Linked DNA regions of Homo sapiens: region 1 is linked to region 2. A link is an interaction called in ENCODE POLR2A ChIA-PET data of the cell type or tissue named here. Cell type or tissue: CD4-positive, alpha-beta T cell. All regions are shown on one strand. Links, peaks and the distances in the headings refer to the core of each region. The heading gives the core; the rest is flanking DNA.

Region 1 (10,283 bases), core at 1,355-9,354, 200 kb before region 2:
AACCCTCACACCTCCTCAGGCAGAGCCAATTCGCTGTCATATCTTGCATTTCTTCTCCACTTAGCCTGTGTCAAGCAGCCTGCCCTTGTGCTAGGTCCCTGCCAATGCTACGTGTGACATGTGAGCTGCACCAAGCCCCCCTTTTCCCAAGCCATGGCCTCGCCACCTGACTGCCCAGTACAGTGAATTTTGAACTGACTACACTCGCATCTTTCTTACCCACCACATGGCCGGAACTTTCCATGTGGCCCACTCCTGAGAGGTCCAGGGAGCTCAGTGTCTAGCCTGAAAAGAGGGGCGTGCTAGATGTTGAGAATGGCCCCAACGCCAGCCCCATCTGCAGCACAGACTCCTGGGGCAAGCCTCCCAGCCCCTCGCACTGGTCTCCTGCCCACATCAGATGGAGGAGACGCAACCCCACCTGAAGGGACCAGCCAGAAACTGCTCCAAAGTCAAAGTGAGGATCCACACGGCACCAACGGGTGATTGTCTCTGGGGGTGCAGGGCTCAGAAGGGGGGTGTCAAGACATCCTCGGCCCAGGTGGACGGTGGGTTTGTGGGTGTTCATCACATGACTGAAACGATTAACAAGCAGGTGACTGAGCATGGGCCATGTGCACCCTCATGTCGACAGTGCCTAAAGCACAGAGCACGATCTCTTCAGTTCTGACAGAGAAAGGTAAGGGTAGGAGCGGCAGGGGAGCAGAAGGGCTACGGGGCAGGTACCCCCAGACTTTCTCTCTGCAGTCCTCCTGCCTCTTCCAGGGGCCACTCCCGTAGATAAACTTTTCTGTCTTAGTTTCTACACATTCGCCTGTTCCCTGCTACCTGGAGTGTCACCCGCAGGCCTCTGTGCTCCACGCACTTCCTCAGCACTGGCTCCCAGAGCCTTTGCACCCAGCAACTTCAAGCTCCAGCCAGAGTCTCTCAGCCACAGCCTTGGCCTCCACCCGGGAATGGTCTCCAGTCTGCAGCGAGCCAGGCACAGCTTCCTGACGGGCCTAGACTGAGAAATGTGTGCCATCTGTTCATGTTCGTGTGTGTGTGCATGTGAGTACACAGTTGCATGTGTATGTTGTGTGTGCATGTGTGCATATTGTGCAGGCAAGTACACACATGTACATGTGCATGGGACTGTCTTCATGTGCATGCATGTACATGTGTGTGTTGTGTGTACGTGTGTGTTGTGTATACACGTGTGTGCATGTGTGATCATGTCCCCAAACACCTGGGCTCACACACGGCTGCCTGCCTCTCTCCTTCTACTTCCCTGCTGCCAAGTAGGACAGCCAGCTCCATTCTCTCTCATGAGGCTGTCGCCCTATCAAGCAGCAGCTCTGACTTCAGTGCTGCCTGCATTTCCTCCTCGCTGGTGCCCGCCCACCACCTCCTGTGCGGACGGGCGCTGGGTGCTGATCTCCCTGCATGAGGGCTTCCTGCACCATCTCCTTCTGGTCTGGATGGCGCCGCTCCAGGTCTTGGACCATAACTCCAGCCCAGGGCACGGGAGCTGGGTGGGAGACACCCCCACCAGAGGACACGGCCCCACGTGTGGTTACTTTGGCGTTGCTTGGTTCTCTCATTCGGAAAAACTGCTCTTGACGGCAGAGTCAAGCAGAAAGGGCAGGACTCACTGGGGACCAGTGAACACCTGATGGATGCTCTGCTCCCTGCCCTCTGGGCACCTACCACCCCCTGCGTCCTTCCCCTGGCATCCTGCTGCTCCCAGGGCCAGGCAAGGGGCAGAGCCTGGACCTCTACAGTGAATGCCAGCCCTTCACAGCTACTCACACTGCTCCCCCACACATGCCCACTCACACATGCACACACTCAGGCACAGACACGCGGACTTTTACACACACATTTAATGTGCACTTACGTGCACACACACGTGCACACTATTGCATGCAGTGACACATATATGCCCACTCACACATACATTTACACACTCAAATACAAACCCACATACACTCTCTCACACACCCGTTCTCACATACTGAATAGTAAAAATAAAAGTTTCATGACGGAAAGGCTGGTCTTCCGAAGGAGAGAAAGGACATGGTGCCTCTTAGTCTGGGCTATCAGGACAATGAGGAGAGGGAGGAGGGAAGCGAGGAGGGGCAGCCGTCCTGTGACGTCTGTTTAAGCAGGATCCAGCCCCTAAGCGAGCGCTATCGTGGCTGAAAGAGGAGTGAGGAGTGGTACTTTAGAGTCAGTGTCCCTTCCATTTCTGCATAAAGAGCGAGGCAGGCCCAGGACTGGACACAGGGCTGGACCGAGGCCCAGCAGAGGGACACGACAGCACCAATCAGGTGGTCACAAGTAGTGACGTGCCCACAGCCTTTCATCCGGCTAGGAAGGAAAACTGAAGGCAGCCACCTAACCTTGGCATCAACATTGTGCCCCATGACTAAGCGAGCAGCTCTTTATCCTACGATCAGTGCAACGTTGTTGAGGCTGTAGGCCAAGGGGGTGAGCAGAGAGATGCTTCCATGAGCGGCTCCACACTGCCGAGAAAGGCCTCCGTGAGCAGCTCTGCACTGCCGAGAGAGGCCTCCAATCACTCACCCTCTGGAGACTGGAGTCAGCCAGGAGGTTATTTCAATAATCCGGTAAGTGATGGAGCCGCTGGGGCAGGTGCCCAGAGCAGAGGTGGAGAAACAGGTGGGCTCAGAGTTGTCTGGGGGTCATCTCCTTCCTGCCCCATTGCAAACCCGGACTAAGGGGAGTCAGATACACACATGGGAGAGCACAGATGAGGACACCTTATCTGCTGTGACACAGGGTCAGGATGCTATGGATGCTGAGTGCCACCTCGCAGTGCTGCCTCATCCAGTTGACCAAAGTCCACTGTTCATGATGAGTGCTTTGTAACAGCCTCTTTATACCATCCTGAAAATAGTTACAGACTCCATGATCTTCCTACATCTGTTATTTCAAGCAATATGTAATATTGCAACTATAATAAGCAAAAGTCATTTCTATTAAGGTAATGTCCTCAATATGCAAACGCACAGGCGTTCTAAGGACATGCTGATGTCGTGGTGGATCTGTATGAGTCACCTGAGCAGGGAGCGTGCACACACAGCTGCCAAGCTGAGCCACAGGCACTGAGGCTCTGCCACGACGCACAGCCCCAGCAACTTCCAAACAGCACAAAGTGCAGCGTCTCCTCAGTTTCCATCGCAGCTGCATCTTAGAAAACAAGAGTGTGCATTGAAGCAGGGCAACTGCACTGCGTGTGCACGTGTGCATCTGTGGATGGAAAACTGGGTGAGGGCTCAGCCCAGCCGATCCCAGCAGTTTCTCACCTGCGTGGATGCCCAGCAGTATACTAAAGGGCGAGTGGGATGCTGACCAGCTCTGTGCTCTGGCACTGTCCCACGTATGAGCAGAGAGAGGTGTGGCATCCCTAAACCCTTGCTAAGTGTATCTCTGCCTACTCCCAATCACAGGACACTGGGAAATGCCCCTTCCTGTCAGAGCTACTCACGTGGCCCTAGCAGGCATGTCATCGACATGCGAGGACAGAGACGCCCCAAGAATCAAGGTGCTTTCGCAGGGGTACACAGCTGCTCAGTGGCTGCTCTGAGGCCAGAACCAAGATCTACCTCCCCTCCCAGGACCGGCCGCACCACCATCACTGTGGACACCCTGGGAGGGAGGGGCTCCTTCGCTGCAGGAGAAAATTGTTAAGTGCTCAGATATGTCGCCCTTGACCACGGTCCTGGAAATGCCAAGATTCAGGTGGATTGCACACAACAGATTTGAGTCTCAAGATATTTTTAAAATATATCATCTCATTGTTGCAAAAATAAAACACATTTGTTGCAAAAGCAATGAGAAAATGCAAATATACAGAAAAGAACAATTGTCCAGAGACAAGTATTGTCAACATTTTGATGTGTTTTCTTTTAATGAGACACATACATACACACATTGGGATGGTGGAATTTTATGTGTCAATTTGGCTAAGCCCTGATGCCAACATGTTTGGTCAAACATCAGTCTAGATGTTGTTCTGAAGGTAATTTTAGGTGAAATTAATCTTTGACCACTGGGCTTCAAGTGAAACAGGTGCCTCTTCCTAAGGCGGGCGGGCCTCATCCAGTCAGTTGAAGGCCTAAGGAGAAAGACACTGACTTCCCTGAGGAAGTAGGAATTTGCCTCCAGACCATCTTCAGGCTCAGGACTATCGCATTCATTTTTCCCTGGGTTTCCAGCCTGCCGGCCCACCATGCAAATTTCAGACCTGCCAGCTTCCACAATCATGTAAGCAAATTCCTTAAAATCAATCAATCTCTCTCTCTACACGCACACACACACACCCTATTGGCTCTGTTTCTCTGGAGAACCCTAATACATACACTATATATATATATATATATATATATACACGCACACATATAAATATATATATACACACTATATATTACACACTATATATATACACTATATATATACACACTATATACACACTATATATGTACACTATATATATACACACTATATATGTACACTATATATATACACACTATATATGTACACTATATATATACACTATATATATACACTATATATATACATACACACCATATATACACTCTATATATCCACTATATATAGTGTATGTATATATACACATACATATGTGTATATATACATATGTATGTACATATATATACATATACATACACACACATTTGTAATAAAAATAGAATCTTACTGAATCTTACTGAAGCATGCTTTATTCATTTGAGAATATGAAGATAGTAATTTGCTCATAAAATATTCTTCTCCCTGTTCCTTCATTTCCAATAGCTACATAGAATTCCATGGTGTGGATAAGCTAGGGTTATTTTAGCCAAGGATTTGCTGAATTGTCAGATGAACATGCTTTCTTATTCTCCTATGTTTCCTACAAACTTCCTTTCAAAGGTGACAAACAGAAAATGATCCAGGGGCCTTGGAGGCCCCCAGGCCCAGTGTGACTCTGCTTCTACTGAAGTTGCCCTCCTCCCTCTGTTGAGGAGCTAGAAGGGTCCCAGCCCCTGGCCTTCCCTGGCTGGGGTTTGCAGGATGTAGAGGAGTCTGAGGAGACCAGGGCCCCAGCTCCCCTTCATGGAGAGCCTGGGGCCTGCTCCCGTACGGGGCTGTGGGTTAGTGGGTGTGTGCACGCAACCACGGTCTACACCTGGGCTGCTCCCTAACTGATAATGTAATTATCAGGAGAGTCATATTGCTGCACACACAGCATTTTCAACCATTTATCACAATGTTGATCTTTATTTTAAATATAAATCAGGCAATCATTTATGTCTTTTATGTTCTTTGTATTTATTCAAGAATATTTAACTGTAGACAAAAGGTGACTTATTCATTATTCATCCTGAACAAGGCAAGTATGGCGATTTGAAAAGGCTGACATTTGAGCTTTTTGCCAACACTAGCAAAATTATATCCTTCCCATTGTAAATCAATGAAGTAGAATCATTGTGCACAAAGGAATTAAATTGCCTTGTCACTTTAATAAGGCCACCTTATATACAACCTTCAACCATCGCCATTGTGCAGAGACACAGCAGCTCCTCACCCCGCTCTGCTCAGCCCTCAGTGGCTTTCCAATTAAATCAGCATCCTCCGAATCTTTCACGCCACTCTTCCTCTTTCTTGAGAGAGAGTGTCAGAATGTCATACGCATAACTTGCTATCAGCGGCATGCACACATCGGAGGGAATTAGCAACCCCAGCCTCAGCCTCAGCTGTGCTTCTGGCATCTTTTAAACTTGTGCATCAGGTCTTCCTCTGCCAGTACCCTTCCCCCAACATCCTGCCACACCACTTCCTCGCCCTGCTTCACGGGTATGTACATACACACACACACAGATACACACACACACATGCAGATACACATATATGCACACAAACATGCACAGATACACAAAGATACACACATGCACACTCACATGCACACACACATGCTCACACATGTAGATACATGCAGGTATACACACATGCACAGACACACATACGCACATGCTGATACGTGCAGATATACACACATGCAAGATGCAGAGATGCACACAGACACATGCTCACACATGCAGATACACAGATACACATGCACAGACACACACATGCTCACACATGCAGATACAGAGATACACATGCACACACATGCACACATGCAGATACACACATGTACACACATATGCACGCTTATACATATGCTCACACATGCAGATACACATGCACACATGCATGCTCACATAAGCAGATACCTACACATGCAGATACACACACATGCAGAAGCACACACATGCACAAATAAACTCACACCTTGAGAGATAATACTATTAATTTTGTTTTCATTTAGAAATGTTCAAATTTTCCAGGCAGGAATCATTTTCGTAACAACAAATGAGAAACTCTCAGATGTCAACATCTCAGGCAGACAGTTGAAAGGAAGAAGGTGTGCTGGGAAGCGAGGCAAGGTGTGGCTAGACAGCAGCAGAAAGCGCCTCCTGCTTAGAGCAGGGGAAGCATCCTCCATCTCTACTCCCTACACATTAATCGCACTAGAGAGGAAAGACGCAAACTGCAAGGACAAATGGAAAGGAGAGGGGGCTGGCAGCCGGCGGGAGGTATGGACGCACCCCTGGATGATGAGGACAGACAGGTACCAGCCACTGACGCAGACAGAGCTCCAGGAAATGGGTGCCTCCAGATGAGAGGAGCCCTGAGAAGCCAGCAGAGACACCCAGGGCCACGGAGCAGCTCAGGAACCAGGGGCACCTGTGTCTCTTGAGGCAAGACGTGAGGGGTGTGGAGGACACGGAGTCGTCGAATTCCAATGAGACACCATTTAGAGCCCCAAGTCCCTTCTCCCAGCCCCACAGCCAGGAAATGGAGCCCCTCTGCTCTAGCAGAAGCGGGCAGGTCAGTCTCTGAGTGGGAGGCATCCATAATCGTGGCATTAAGCAAAGCGGAACAGCCACAGGTGAAGAAGATGTGGTGCCACCTGGACATAGACTGAGGCCCGTATCCCTGGGAGCCCAGCGTCTGGGCCACCTGCTGCCTGGCCTGTGCCACCATCAGCAGTAGGAGGGCCGTCCGATGCCCACAAGGAAAGACAAGAGAGGTTAGGGGTCTTCTGACAAAATAGTGAAGTCCCTACACAATCACCCGCCAGCCAGCAAACCTCACCCACAGAAACCAAGCATCAGACATGGACTCAATATCAGAAATCCCAGGCATTTGGTAAAAGTTCCTCCTATAACAAACCGAGAAGGAAAGGCTGAAAATCGAGAATGAACTCAGAGCGAGTACGTGTCATCAAGGTGACCGGGAAGACTTTTCTGAAAGGGATAACTAACAATACCAAAGAGATGAGAGGTTGATTCTATGAAACGGGGAGAGGATTCCATAAAAGAAATATCACTCAGGAAACAAAAAAGACAACATGAGAAAAATACTTTTTAACTTAATTGGGGAATAGAGATGGAGAAAACAACCCAGATAATAGAAAACAAAACAAAGAAAAGGAAGGCAGAGATGGAAAGAAACAATTTAAGGATTAGTCTAGGAATTTTATTATCTATTTTCAATAGAAATGTCATGCAAAACAAAAGAGCTGAGAACCAGCTGGTGAGGTGGCCTCATCCCAGTGCAGTGGCCCAAGTCCCCTCCAGCCCACGGCCTCCCCGTCTCCAGCCCAAGGGACCTAGTGCATGAGCAGCAGCTTCCACACACAAGAGTCTCCTATGGGGGCAGTGGGAGGACCCAGAGGAGTTTTCTCCAAGAAGGGGAATTTCACTTTGTGACCAGACACAAAAGGACCTGCCCTGGTAACCCAGTAGGCAAGGAAAGAGCTGGATTCATCCCCAGGGGTGCGTGGCCCTGAGCCCAAACTCTGTCTCCCATCACAGCCCTGGAACATCCTCCATCATCTCTGCAGGGCTCCCACAACCACCACAGCCCTGAAACAGCCCCCACCATCTCCATAACCCCACCCTGTCTCTATCATCACAGCCTGAAACAACCCCATCATCTCCACAGACCCCACCCCCCGCCATCACAACCCTGAAACAGGCCCCACCATCTCCACAGACCCCACCTTTCTCCATCACAGCCCTGAAACAGCCCCTCAGCATCTCCACAACCCCACCCCACCTCCATCACCACAGCCCTGGAACAGGCCCCACCATCTCCACAACCCGACCCCCACCCATCACCACAGCCCTGGAATATCTTCCATCATCTCCACAACCCCATCCCCCCATTGCCACACCCCTGGAACATCCTCCATCATCTCTGCAGACCCCACCCCCACAACCACCACAGCCCTGGAACAGGCCCCAACATCTCTATAGAGCCAAGTCCTCAGTCACTGCAGCCCTGAAACAGCCCCCCAACCATCTCTACAGACCACACCCCCCACTCCATCAGCACAGCCCTGGAACAACCCTCTACCATCTCTACAGACCCCACCCCCAAGTCACCACAGCCCTGGAACAGCCACTCCCTCCACCATCTCTCTAGTGCCCATCCCCCCATCACCACAGCCCTAAAACAACCCCCCATCATCTCTATAGACCCCACCCCCAAGCCACCATGGCCCTGGAACAGCCCCCTCTACCATCTCTACAGAGCAGAGCCCAGCCCCGAATCACCACAGCCCTGGAACAGCCCCACCATCCCCATAGAGCCCACACCCCCATCACCACAGCCCTGGAACAGGCCCCCACCGTCTCTGCAACCCCACCCCACCCCCAGTCACCACAGCCCTGGAATAGCCCCCACCATCTCTATAGAGCCAAGTCCTCAGTCACCACAGGCCTGGAACAGCCCCCCACCATCCCTATAGACCCCACCCCCCAGTCAGCACAGCCCTGGAACAGCCACTCCCTCCACCATCTCTGCAGACCCCACCCCTGAGTCACCACAGCCCTGGAACAGCCACTCCCTCCACCATCTCTGCAGACCCCACCCCCAGTCACCACAGCCCTGGAACAGCCACTCCCTCCACCATCTCTGCAGACCCCACCCCGCAGTCACCACAGCCCTGGAACAGCCACTCCTTCCACCATCTCTGCAGAGCTCTCCCTGCCCCAGCTTCTACTGTAGAGTTTGCATCTGCATCAGAACACACATCCTTGACTTCAGAATGACTATCTCACCATCTGAAAGGGGCAGGAGGCCCTGGGAGCTCCCTCACTCACCAGTGCCCTCCCTTATTCCTTCAACTAATAAATGTGCATTGAGTTGACGCCTACTGTGTCCAGAGGTGCAGAGCACAGCCAGACTCCTGGGACCAGCTGCCTCCACACACACCTTCATCTGCATCAGTGCTGCTCTGCTGGTCACTTTACAGGGATTTTACATCTGTAATCATACTCCAGTAAGGAGACACAGCAGAACAGATGAGGAGAAAGTGGAGAAAGTGTCTGCAGACAGTCAGAGACCCTCACAGACTTTCTTCCTAAGGACCCCAGTGCTCTCAGTCATTAAGCAGACATCCCTGGGACTGCTCACCCACCACATCAGTGCATCCAACATAACCTTCCAGTTTGGAAAAACAACCAATGACCCGAAAGACCGTTAAAATCTCTCCACTAATTTCTTTTGCCAAGAGATGCTGGAGGGGAAAAAATAAGATGAATAAAATATGATCAAAAGAATCTACAATCAACTTCCATGGCAACTAAATTCACTTACGTATGTTGTATTAAAGTTCCTTTTTTGAAAAGTTATTTGAATCTTCCAATAAGGGTTATTTATTAAATTCATATCTAAGTGGATAAAAGGAAAGTAATAAATTATTTTAAAAAGCAAAAAACTAAAAATTTCGAGAATCAAAGGATGATATGACTTTCCAGGTTAATAGCTTTAACAAATTGGTTACCCTGACCTATGCAAAAAAAAAAAAAAAAAAACAAGAACAAAACAAAACAAAAAAATGACACCAAGTTCCTCCACTGTGAAGCCTGGGAACAACATGTCTACATTTCTGTCCAACTTGGAGACCGAGAACAAGCAGCAAATAAAGCGCCATGCCAGGAGCCTGAACCAGGGCAGCTTCACAAGGAGCCTTCAGGGAGAGGGGCCAGTGGGAGATGGCCGAGGACAGCCGAGGGCAGCCGTGCCAGGATGCAGACTGACCTGAACAGAAGGTCCCAGTGCATGCCCAGAAATCCAGTGAGCAGAGAAAGGGAAGTGCTGAGAGGGACTGGAGGCTGTGACACCCCAGAAGTGGTGAGCACATCCCATGCCCAGATGGTGGT
Region 2 (10,283 bases), core at 1,254-9,253:
TGCAGGGGTTCCTTGGAATCACTGGGTTTTGCCAACTATGGACTGCCGGATACAGCGAGATAGCCAGGCCCCTCCATACTCTAATCAAGGAGACCCAGAGGGCAAATATTCATCTAGTAGAATGGGAACCAGGGACAGAAACAGCCTTCAAAACCTTAAAAAGCAGAACCTAGTACAAGCTCCAGATTTAAGCCTTCCCACAGGACAAAACTTCTCTTTATATATCAGAGAGAGAGCAGGAATAGCTCTTGGAGTCCTTACTCAGACTCGTGGGACAACCCCACAACCGGTGGCATACCTAACTAAGGAAATCGATGTAGTAGCAAAAGGCTGGCCTCACTGTTTAAGGGTAGTTGCGGCGGTGGCCGTCTTAGCGTCAGAGGCTATCAAAATAACACAAGGAAAGGATCTCACTGTCTGGACTACTCATGATGTAAATGGCATACTAGGTGCCAAAGGAAGTTTATGGCTATCAGACAACCGCCTACTCAGATACCAGGCACTACTCCTTGAGGGACCAGTGCTTCAAATATGTACATGCGTGGCCCTCAACCCTGCCACTTTTCTCCCAGAGGATGGCGAACCAATCGAGCATGACTGCCAACAAATTATAGTCCAGACTTATGCTGCCCGAGATGATCTCTTGGAAGTCCCCTTAACTAATCCTGACCTTAACCTGTATACCAATGGAAGTTCATTGGTGGACAATGGAATACAAAGGGCAGGTTATGCCATAGTTAGTGATGTAACGACACTTGAAAGTAAGCCTCTTCCCCCAGGGACCAGTGCCCAGTTAGAAGAACTAGTGGCACTTAACCGAGACTTGGAATTGGGAAAGGGAAAAAGAATAAATGTGTATACAGATAGCAAGTACGCTTATCTAATCCTACATGCCCATGCTGCAATATGGAAAGAAAGGGAGTTCCTAACCTCTGAGGGAACCCCCATTAAATACCACAAGGAAATTATGGAGTCATTGCACGCAGTGCAAAAACCCAAGGAGGTGGCAGTCTTACACTGCCAAAGTGTAAGGAGAAAAGGCAGAAGGAAGTGAAGGAGAAAAGGCAGAAGGAAACCGCAGGGCAGATGCTGAGGCCAAAATTGCTGCCAGGAGGAACCTCCCATTAGAAATACCTACGGAAGGACCCTTGGTATGGAACAACCCCCTCCAAGAGATTAAGCCCCAGTATTCCCCAACTGAAACAGAATGGGGACTTTCACGGGGGCATAGTTGTCTCCCCTCGGGGTGGTTAATGACAGAAGGAGGAAAGGTACTTATACCCAAAGCCATCCAGTGGAAAATACTTAAAACCCTCCAACAAACTTTTCATATGGGTATTGAAAACACTCATCAAATGGCCAAATCCCTATTTACAGGGCCAAATCTCCTCCGGACCATCTGACAGGTAGTCAAAGTCTGTGAGGTGTGCCAAAGGAATAATCCCTTGGTCCATCATAAGTCCCCTCTAAGGGAACAAAGAATAGGTCACTAGCCCGGAGAGGACTGGCATTTAGACTTCACCCATATGCCTAAGTCGAAGGGATTTCAATAATTATTGGTGTGTGTTGATACCTCTACAAATTGGATAAAGGCTTTCCCTCGCAAGACAGAGAAGGCTCAGGAAGTGATTAAAGTCCTAATTCATGAAATAATTCCTAGATTTGGGCTTCTCCAAAGCTTACAGAGCGACAATGGTCCAGCTTTTAAAGCCGTGGTAACTCGGTACCCTTCCAGGGCGCTAGGGATACAATATCACCTTCACTGCGCCTGGAGGCCACAATCCTCAGGGAAGGTCGAGAAGGCAAACAAAACACTCAAGAGGCACTAAAGGAAACTAACACAAGAAACTCATCTCCCATAGCCTACTCTTTTGCCCATGGCCTTGTTGAGAATCCAAAATTCTCCTCACAAAATGGGGCTCAGTCCATATGAAATGCTGTATGGACGACCTTTTCTCACAAATGACGTCCTACTTCATCAGGAAACGGCCAACTTCGTCAAAGATATAACTTCTTTGGCAAAATATCAACAAAACCTTAAAATCCTACCTGAAGGATGTCACAGAGAAAAGGGAACAGAGTTGTTTCAACCAGGAGATCTAGTGTTGGTCAAATCTCTCCCCTCTACCTCCCCATCCATGGGCTCTTTGTAGGAAGGACCACACTCGGTAATCCTCTCTACCCCCACTGCAGTTAAGGTGGCAGGAGTGGAATCTTGGATTCACCACACCCGAGTTAAATTTTGGACACCCGCTGAGAAACCTGCAGGACCATCAGCTCAGGAGTCCCAAGATCAGCCAGACCAGCCTTGATACACCTGCGAACCACTGGAGGACTTGCATCTCCTGTTTTGGAAGGAAATATCCCAGACTAAAAAGGCTCCTACCACTGATCCTGAAGAAAAACCCCTTCCTCCTTAAAAAAGATAAGTGAAAACCTACATAATCTTTAACACCTCTCCTTAACCCTTTAATGGAATCCTTTTACTATTTCATCATATGATTAAGCAGCATACTAACCATACTCTTTGTGATAGGGCTATATACTACAGCTCCTGCTAGGACGAAAATCCTAATCTTATCAACCTTCTTTCTATCTTCCTTCCTTCTGACAGCAATTTACTCCTACCTTTAACTCAGCCTGGATAAAATGATCTCGTCTTCCAGAGCACCCTCTTTACCTTCCTATTTACTCTTTGACTATCTATCCCTCCTGCTTCCTTGGATACCTCATACAATCACCCCTCCCCTTCCACTAGCTCCTAAATACCTCTACAAGACTCTCAACCCACTCTCTGTTAAACCAGTCCAATCCTTCCCTCACAAATGACTGTTGGCTTTGTATCTATCAATCTCTGCTTACGTAGCCACTCCCATTCCTGCAAAAACCTGGGTCTCTACCAACTTAACCTATCACCCTCATTATGAAGGAAAAGACCCTTTCCAACTTCTAAATATGCAATCATTAGCCAACTTCCCCATCTCTGATAAGACCAAGAATACCCTAACAGGACGTGCAATCCAACTTTTACGTTCTTACATTTCCAACCTCATCTATTACACAAGCAATGAAAAGCGCATACACGGCCCTGTTACTATGAATACCATCTTAACTTTCCATGTCCCTTTATGCATCCAATGCAACCTGTTATCAGGCCTGCCCCTGGGGCACCTACCACCCCATCAGTGTAATTACACCTCACAACTTCAAGCCCCAACTGATCATAGTAACTTCCAAGTCACCCAAACAGCTCCATGCGGACGGCTTGTCCACTTCTCAGGGCCCCCCAAAATCATCACCTCCTCCCTAAACAGTCCAGGTTTTGTAATGGCAAACATACTCCCTGCATGACCATTCACCCCTGGACCCCCTGCAGCAGCGCCCCCACCACTAGTGAATGCTTTCTCATCCCCTCTTTCAATCACTCTCTCTAATGAATGGTTCCTAGTAGATACAAAACAGTTTTTTCTCCAATGGGAAAACAGAACACAGGGAGCCACTCAGTTTGCTCCCAACACCCCTTTCCAGCCACTCACCAGAGCTACCTTGGCAAGTACTCTAGGAGTATGGGAAAATGAAAACAACAAACTCACACACCTTTTTAACATACACAACCAGTTCTGTCTACCCAGCCAAGATGTATTCTTCTTATGTGGAACATCGACCTATATCTGCCTCCCCACCAACTGGACAGGCACCTGCACCTTAGTCTTTCTAAGTCCCAACATTAACATTGCCTCAGGAAATCAGACTTTATCAGTACCCCTCAAAGCTCAAGTCTGTCATCGCAGAGCCATACAACTAATACCCCTACTTATAGGGTTAAGAATGGCTACTGCTACAGGAACCGGAGTAGCCAGTTTATCTACTTCATTATCCTACTACCACACACTCTCAAAGGATTTCTCAGTTTGCAAGAAATAACGAAATCTATCCTTACTCTACAATCCCAAATAGACTCTTTGGCAGCAGTGACTCTCCAAAACCACCGAGGCCTAGACCTCCTCACTGCTGAGAAAGGAGGACTCTGCACCTTCTTAGGGGAAGAGTGTTGTTTTTACACTAACCAGTCAGGGATAGTACGAGATGCTGCCCGGTGTTTACGGGAAAAGGCTTCTGAAGTCAGACAATGCCTTTCAAACTCTTATACGAACCTCTGGAGTTGGGCAACATGGCTTCTCCCCTTTCTAGGTCCCGTGGCAGCCATCTTGCTATTACTCGCCTTCGGGCCCTGTATTTTTAACCTCCTCAAATGTGTTTCCTCTAGAATCAAGGCTATCAAGCTACAGATGGTCTTACAAATGGAACCCCAAATGAGCTCAACTAACAACTTCTACCAAGGGCCCCTGGACAAACCCACTGGCCCTTTCACTAGCCTAAATAGTTCTCCTCTGGAGGACACTACAACTTCAGGGCCCCTTCTTCATCCCTATCCAGCAGGAAGTAGCTAGAGCGGTCACTGCCCAATTCCCAACAGCAGTTGGAGTCTCCTATTTAGAGGGCGGATTGAGAGGTGAAGCCAGCTGGGCTTCTGGGTCGGGTGGGGACTTGGAGAACTTTTCTGTCTAGCTAAAGGATTGTAAACACACCAATAAGCACTCTGTGTCTAGCTAAAAGTCTGTAAACACACCAATCAGCACTCTGTAAAAATGCATCAATCAGTGCTCTGTGTCCAGCCAAAGGTTTGTAAATGCACCAATCAGCACTCTGTAAAAACGCACCAATCGGCACTCTGTAAAATGGACCAATCAGCAGGATGTGGCCGAGGCCAAATAAGGGAATAAAAGCTGGCCACCCGAGCCAGCAGCGGCAACCCACTTGGGTCCCCTTCCACGCTGTGGAAGCTTTGTTCTTTCGCTCTTCACAATAAATCTTGCTGCTGCTCATTCTTTGGGTCCTCACTACCTTTATAAGCTGTTAACACTCACCACGAGGGTCTGCAGCTTCATTCCTAAAGTCAGCAAGACCACGAACCTACTCTGAGGAAGAATCAACTCCGGATGCGCCACCTTTAAGAGCTGTAACACTCACTGCGAAGGTCTGCGGCTTCACTCCTGAAGTCAGCAAGACCACAAACCCACCGGAAAGAAGAAACTCTGACACATCTGAACATCTGAAGGAACAAACTCCAGACACACCATCTTTAATAACTGTAACACTCGCCGCGAGGGTCTGCGGCTTCATTCTTGAAGTCAGCGAGACCAAGAACCCACCAGAAGGAACCAATTCCGGACAAAATATGACAGAAGAGGCAGACACCAGCTCCAAGCTGAAAGAAAGCACCCTGGTTCTAAGCAGAAGCCTTGGAAGCCTTCAGGTGTTCCAGCCAACCTCCTATCCTTTTTCCTTAAATGAGAATGGCAAGGCTCAAAATGGAGCTGTTCTATCAGCCTGGATGCTGAAGAAAGACACTTGGAGCAGAGCAACACCTTATCTGCAGCTAACACATAACTGACATAATAAACCTTTGGGGGTGCAAAACACTGAAATGTAGGAACTGTTTATTAATACGCCATCATCTAGCAGGAGGTGGTAACATGTCCATATTTCATAATTTCCCCAACAGAACTTATTCCTGAAGGAGAGGAAATGCATCCTGCAAAAACAAAATCAAAACTCATTAAGTGAAGCAGTTAGGTCACCGAAGAGTAACTTTTATCATTTTAACACAACATGATAAAAGTAAGTAGCTCTTAGCTGGCTAAGACACAGAGAATTCTCCATTATTCAAAATAAGGAAGACTTATCAACACAGTATGTATTCCATGGCAAACAAGGTTTTCCCTTTCTTCTCAAATTCTAAACACAGTAATCACATAACTGCTAACGGCTGCTGTTTTACAGAAATCTCCAAGAAAAAAAGACACAAATGCAAGTCGGCCCTGAAGGAGCACATTCTTTCGCAGAAGCCTCTCGGCTGCTGATCCTCTGGGGGATCCAGCACCGTGTAGGAGGAAGGCAGGCAGGGAAAGGATGGATAGCAGTGGACTCTGACAGACATGCACTTGGCTCCACCCTTCACCTCCAGGCACAGATGCTGCTCATCCATTTCTACAGGCAACTCACTCTAAAACTCAGTGGCCCAAACAACAAGCATCTGTTATCTCAGTTTCTGCGTGTCAGCGTTCAGGGCAGCTTAGCTGGGTGAATGTGGCTCTGGGTCTCAGGGGAGGTCGTTGAGATGTCAGCTGAAGCTGTGGGATTCTGGCAGCCTAAGGCCTTGCAGGGACTGAGGAGGTGCTACCAAGACAGCTCCACAGCGTGGCTGTGAGCAGGAGGCCTCAGTTCCTGAGTCCTCAGAGAACGGACAACGGACTCCACAGAGCGAGTGATCCCAGGGCACACGCAGGAAGGAAAGCAGGGCCTGCAGCTTCAGGAATCCTATGAGCTAGCCTCAGCAGTCAGGCAGGCTGTGCTCGGTTCATAAGAAATGAGTCATCAGCCCCACCTGTACTCAAGGAAAAGAGAACAAGGCTCCAACTACAGAAGGGATGAGCATCCAAAAACGGGAAGACATTGCTTGAAAATCACCAGCAGATCCACCCACTCTCAGAGTGCTAGGTTTTTCTCTTCCAGCTGAGTGACCACACCTTCACACTGGATGTCAGATGTCACAGCCACTCTGCCTAGCGGACAAAAGTTGACAAAGAAACGGGTCACAGAAGGACACTCCAATGTTTGGGATTCGAAAGGCTCCCCTACTGATACCCCGATATTAGTGACTTTGCCTCACCCCACTTCCAAATTCATAGGAAGTGTAGAAATTCAGGAATATCTTCCACAGAATAAAAACAGCAAAGCAAACTACATCACAAAATAGATCGTGTGATATGTCTAATATATAACACAATGTACATTATGAAAATACTTCATATAATAAAGATCCTGTGTCAGAACCTTTCCACTACAAGCAAGTAAACCCAACTCAAATTGGCTTAAACAAAAAAAGGAAATTATTGGTTCGCACAACAAACAAGTCAGGAATGGCAAGAGCCACAAGCTCAGAACCGGAAGGCTTTCTCCGCTCTCTTTCCTACTCTCCTGAGTGTGCGCCACAGTTTCAGGAACGGTCTCCCTCATCAGGCAACAGGACCACTGGCAGCCCCAGGCCCACACCACCAGGTCAACACCTCAGATGCATCTCGCTGGACCCAGAGCCCACCACGTGAACCAATTTCACAGCCAGTGAAGCAGAACAAGGAGAGCTGTCCAAGGAGCCAACAATAACGGACACAGCATTCTGGCAAACCCACACATAAACATGTATTAATAATTTAGAGCACAAAAATTCAGACAGTCCCCCAGAGCTAAGGGACACCACTGTAGCACTAGGGCCACACAAATGCACGCAAAAGGACACACTGACCAGCTCTATTCCAGCCCAACTGCTTTCACACCACCCTCCCAATACCCACACCAACAAGCACAGCAACCTTAATCAACCCCGTCAGTACTGACACGAGAGCAAAAGAATGCCTCCTGCCTCCATGGTAGCGCTGGCTGATGCACCTCTACGTAGTAGACCCCAAAAAGACCAGACCGGGAAATGGGGAAAGAAGTAGTCGTCTTTTTGCTTCTCCTCACTTTCCACCATCTCAATACTGACGGAGAGGCCTCTGCAATGTGGGACTGAGCGCACACTTTCTGGGCTCACTGAAGCTTTAGTGGTCTGCGTTGCCACCAGTCAGCTCGCCTCCTCCAGGAACTTGAGAAAGTTATTCTTGACACAAGAAATTGTTATTTTTAGCACAGCTCTGGAGTGTGGTTTGCAAAGTTTAAAAATATAATTTTGTCCTATCACTGTCAAATGGAACTTGTGATTTCAGAACAAGAGTAAAAAATGAATCTTAAATAAGTGGTGCTATTTAAGTTTAATGCAAATGGTCCATATTGTTGGGGACATGTGAAAAACAGAAATCCAGCAGTACGTTTTCACTTCCTGGCTTCTGCAGATTTTGTACTTAATCCCACCCACTCCTACACCCCAGGGGTAAAATTAAAGTCTGATGACGGATGCTATCAATTACGGCACTTTCACCCAACATGCACCCAAATGATTTATTTCACTTTAAAATGAAAATCAAATCTTATTCAATTTTGTGGATTCCACTGTATCAACACCCAAACACTAGGACAGAGAATACATCTTCAAAAAAGAAGTAACCAAGTATTTTAGGTAGTTTCCAGGAAGGGGTGAGAGGAGCAGAGCAGGGAGGCAGGAGCACAGCAACGGGAAGGCAGGCAGGGCTCTTCCCAACAAGATGCTCTCTGCCTTCTGCAGACCGGGCGCAACCTCCACACGAGGCAGGGAAGCGCAGCCCCAACAGGCAGGGGAAAGGAAGGACACCTCCCTGCTTAGGACCACGGCATGCTGTGCTGGCCCACACAGCCCGTACCTCAGTGTAGACTGCATGCCAGTTTATCTTACAGGCAGAAAACGAAAACACACACACACACACACACACACACACACACACACACACACACGAGCTCCCAAAAGACAGTGTGACAAAGCTTACAAAGGCAGAACCAAGATCGGAGCCCACCAGCCTGGCTTTGCCCACACCACCACACTGCCAGCCAGGAAAGGACACCAGAGACAGTGGTGTCCCACAGCGGTCATGCAGGCAGATCAGGCAGCACCCAGGGGAGGAGGGGTGGTCTCAGACACAACTCACCACGTACACACACACAGCAGCCCATACAGCCTACACAGGCCCCCAAACTTCTGTCTTCGACTGCTAGGAGCACATGCCTGCAAAGAACAGCCTGGCTGTCGCCAGAAAGTGAGCACATACCACAAAGAAGGATCTGGGCAGATGCAACACACTGGCTTGGGCTAACAGTAAGTGAAGCAGTAACATTTACAGCTATAAAGGCAATGCGCCCATTCCATTAACTTCAAAATGCAAGCAGTTACAAGACTCCAGTTTTGAGAAGTTTCTCAAGATGGCCCACTGCAAACACCTATCTAACTCCCATCCCTCCCAAGGTGCCACCGAAATGAGAGAAAGAAAAAGCTTCAAAAAATTAACAGAGAAAGAACCCGCTGTAGTGCTAAAAAGGGAAAGGCTATGAGCAGTCTAAACAGGGTTTGAGGAGATCCCTGGGGACAGGACGCAGATGGACTCTGAATGACCTAACAGTTCAGAACAGCACTTGTAAGGGAGCCCCAGGAGCACCAAAGACGGTTTTCTAACACAGGAAGGGACACGTGACCCACCTCAGGACTTCAGCACGACAGCCCCTTCTTCCTGATGGGAAGCTCAGCACCCAGACCCCTCTCTAATTAAAAAGAAGCTGCTGCCTGCACTGGATTCTAACCGGAGGTGAAGTGACCCTCTCTAATTAAAGAGAAGCCTGCGGCCTGCACTGGATTCTAACCGGAACCTGATGCACCACTAGGCCCACACAACAGTCTCTGAGGAAAAAAAAAAATGACAATTCTACCCAGAAGCGAAATCCCCTGGGAGCTCCACCACCAGCCTGGACTATCCCCCATCTGAAGTGTGACACAGGAAACAGGTGCAGAGAAAGTGTCTCCCTCAGCTCTGCTCGTGTAGCTGCTTCTAGAGCCCTCCATCCGGTTCTCCCCACCTGCTCCCAGACACACAACCCGCACAGTGAAGCCCACGGGGCCGGTAACCCACACACAGGACTGCACAGTCCCCTCCGCTCTGATGCCAGTCAACTGGGCTTTTATTCACAAACAGGAAGAACCCATCAAGGCCACACCTGATAGGAAATAACAGCATAGCACAAAGAGAACTGACCTATGACTCCCAAAAAGATGGAGAAGACACATCTCCCCCTCCCTCCAGCTGAATGCAGCTAAAAGCCCTGGATGCTGCCTATAAAACAAACGTCAGCCTCAGAATGTGAGAGAGGAGGCAGACCGGCTAAGGGTTTCAGGGCTGGGAACCATGCCAGCGGGTTCTCTGGGTTTTCTTTTTGCCTCAAATGCTCCAAACTGAGTGCTAAACAAGCCAGCAACCCAGAAACACCAACAGGTACAGAAGAAAAGCCTCAAGAAAGACCTATCCTCTCTAGCCAAAGGACCAGGACAGGGCAGCCTAGTAGGTCAAAAAACTTCAACAATAACCATCTGTATTAGTCCGTTCTCACGCTGCTATGAAGAAATACCCAAGGCTGGGTAATTTATAAAGAAAAGAGGTTTAACTGGCTCACAGTTACACATAGCTGGGGAGGCCTCAGGGAACTTACAATCACGGCAAAAGGCACCTCTTCACAGGACAACGAGAGAGAATGAGTGCCAGGCAAAG

Evidence for each region. ChIA-PET counts read pairs that join two places held together with the same protein. Peaks named below come from ENCODE experiments on the same cell type or tissue, not always from the same donor. Only the 100,000 strongest peaks of a DNase experiment are listed, where the experiment ranks them.
Region 1: POLR2A ChIA-PET joins it to region 2 with 6 read pairs; 1 of 35 experiments calls an interaction of 5 or more read pairs at or near these places.

Annotation. Positions count from the first base shown.
Region 1 is chr13:111,380,485-111,390,767 of GRCh38, reverse strand. No RefSeq gene overlaps it. Among named protein-coding and RNA genes, the nearest start is that of TEX29, 65 kb to the right of the region's middle. RefSeq lists an enhancer at 1,044-1,544. In CD4-positive, alpha-beta T cell, for the core only: no CTCF peak of the experiment used is centred there; no DNase peak of the experiment used is centred there; H3K4me3 peaks cover 362 bases; H3K27ac peaks cover 382 bases.
Region 2 is chr13:111,184,166-111,194,448 of GRCh38, reverse strand. All of the region lies in intron 2 of ARHGEF7 (Rho guanine nucleotide exchange factor 7), which reads right to left. Among named protein-coding and RNA genes, the nearest start is that of ARHGEF7-AS1, 41 kb to the right of the region's middle. RefSeq lists enhancers at 9,220-9,479, 9,580-9,709, 10,170-10,283. In CD4-positive, alpha-beta T cell, for the core only: no CTCF peak of the experiment used is centred there; a DNase peak (open chromatin) is centred at 5,098; H3K4me3 peaks cover 950 bases; H3K27ac peaks cover 206 bases.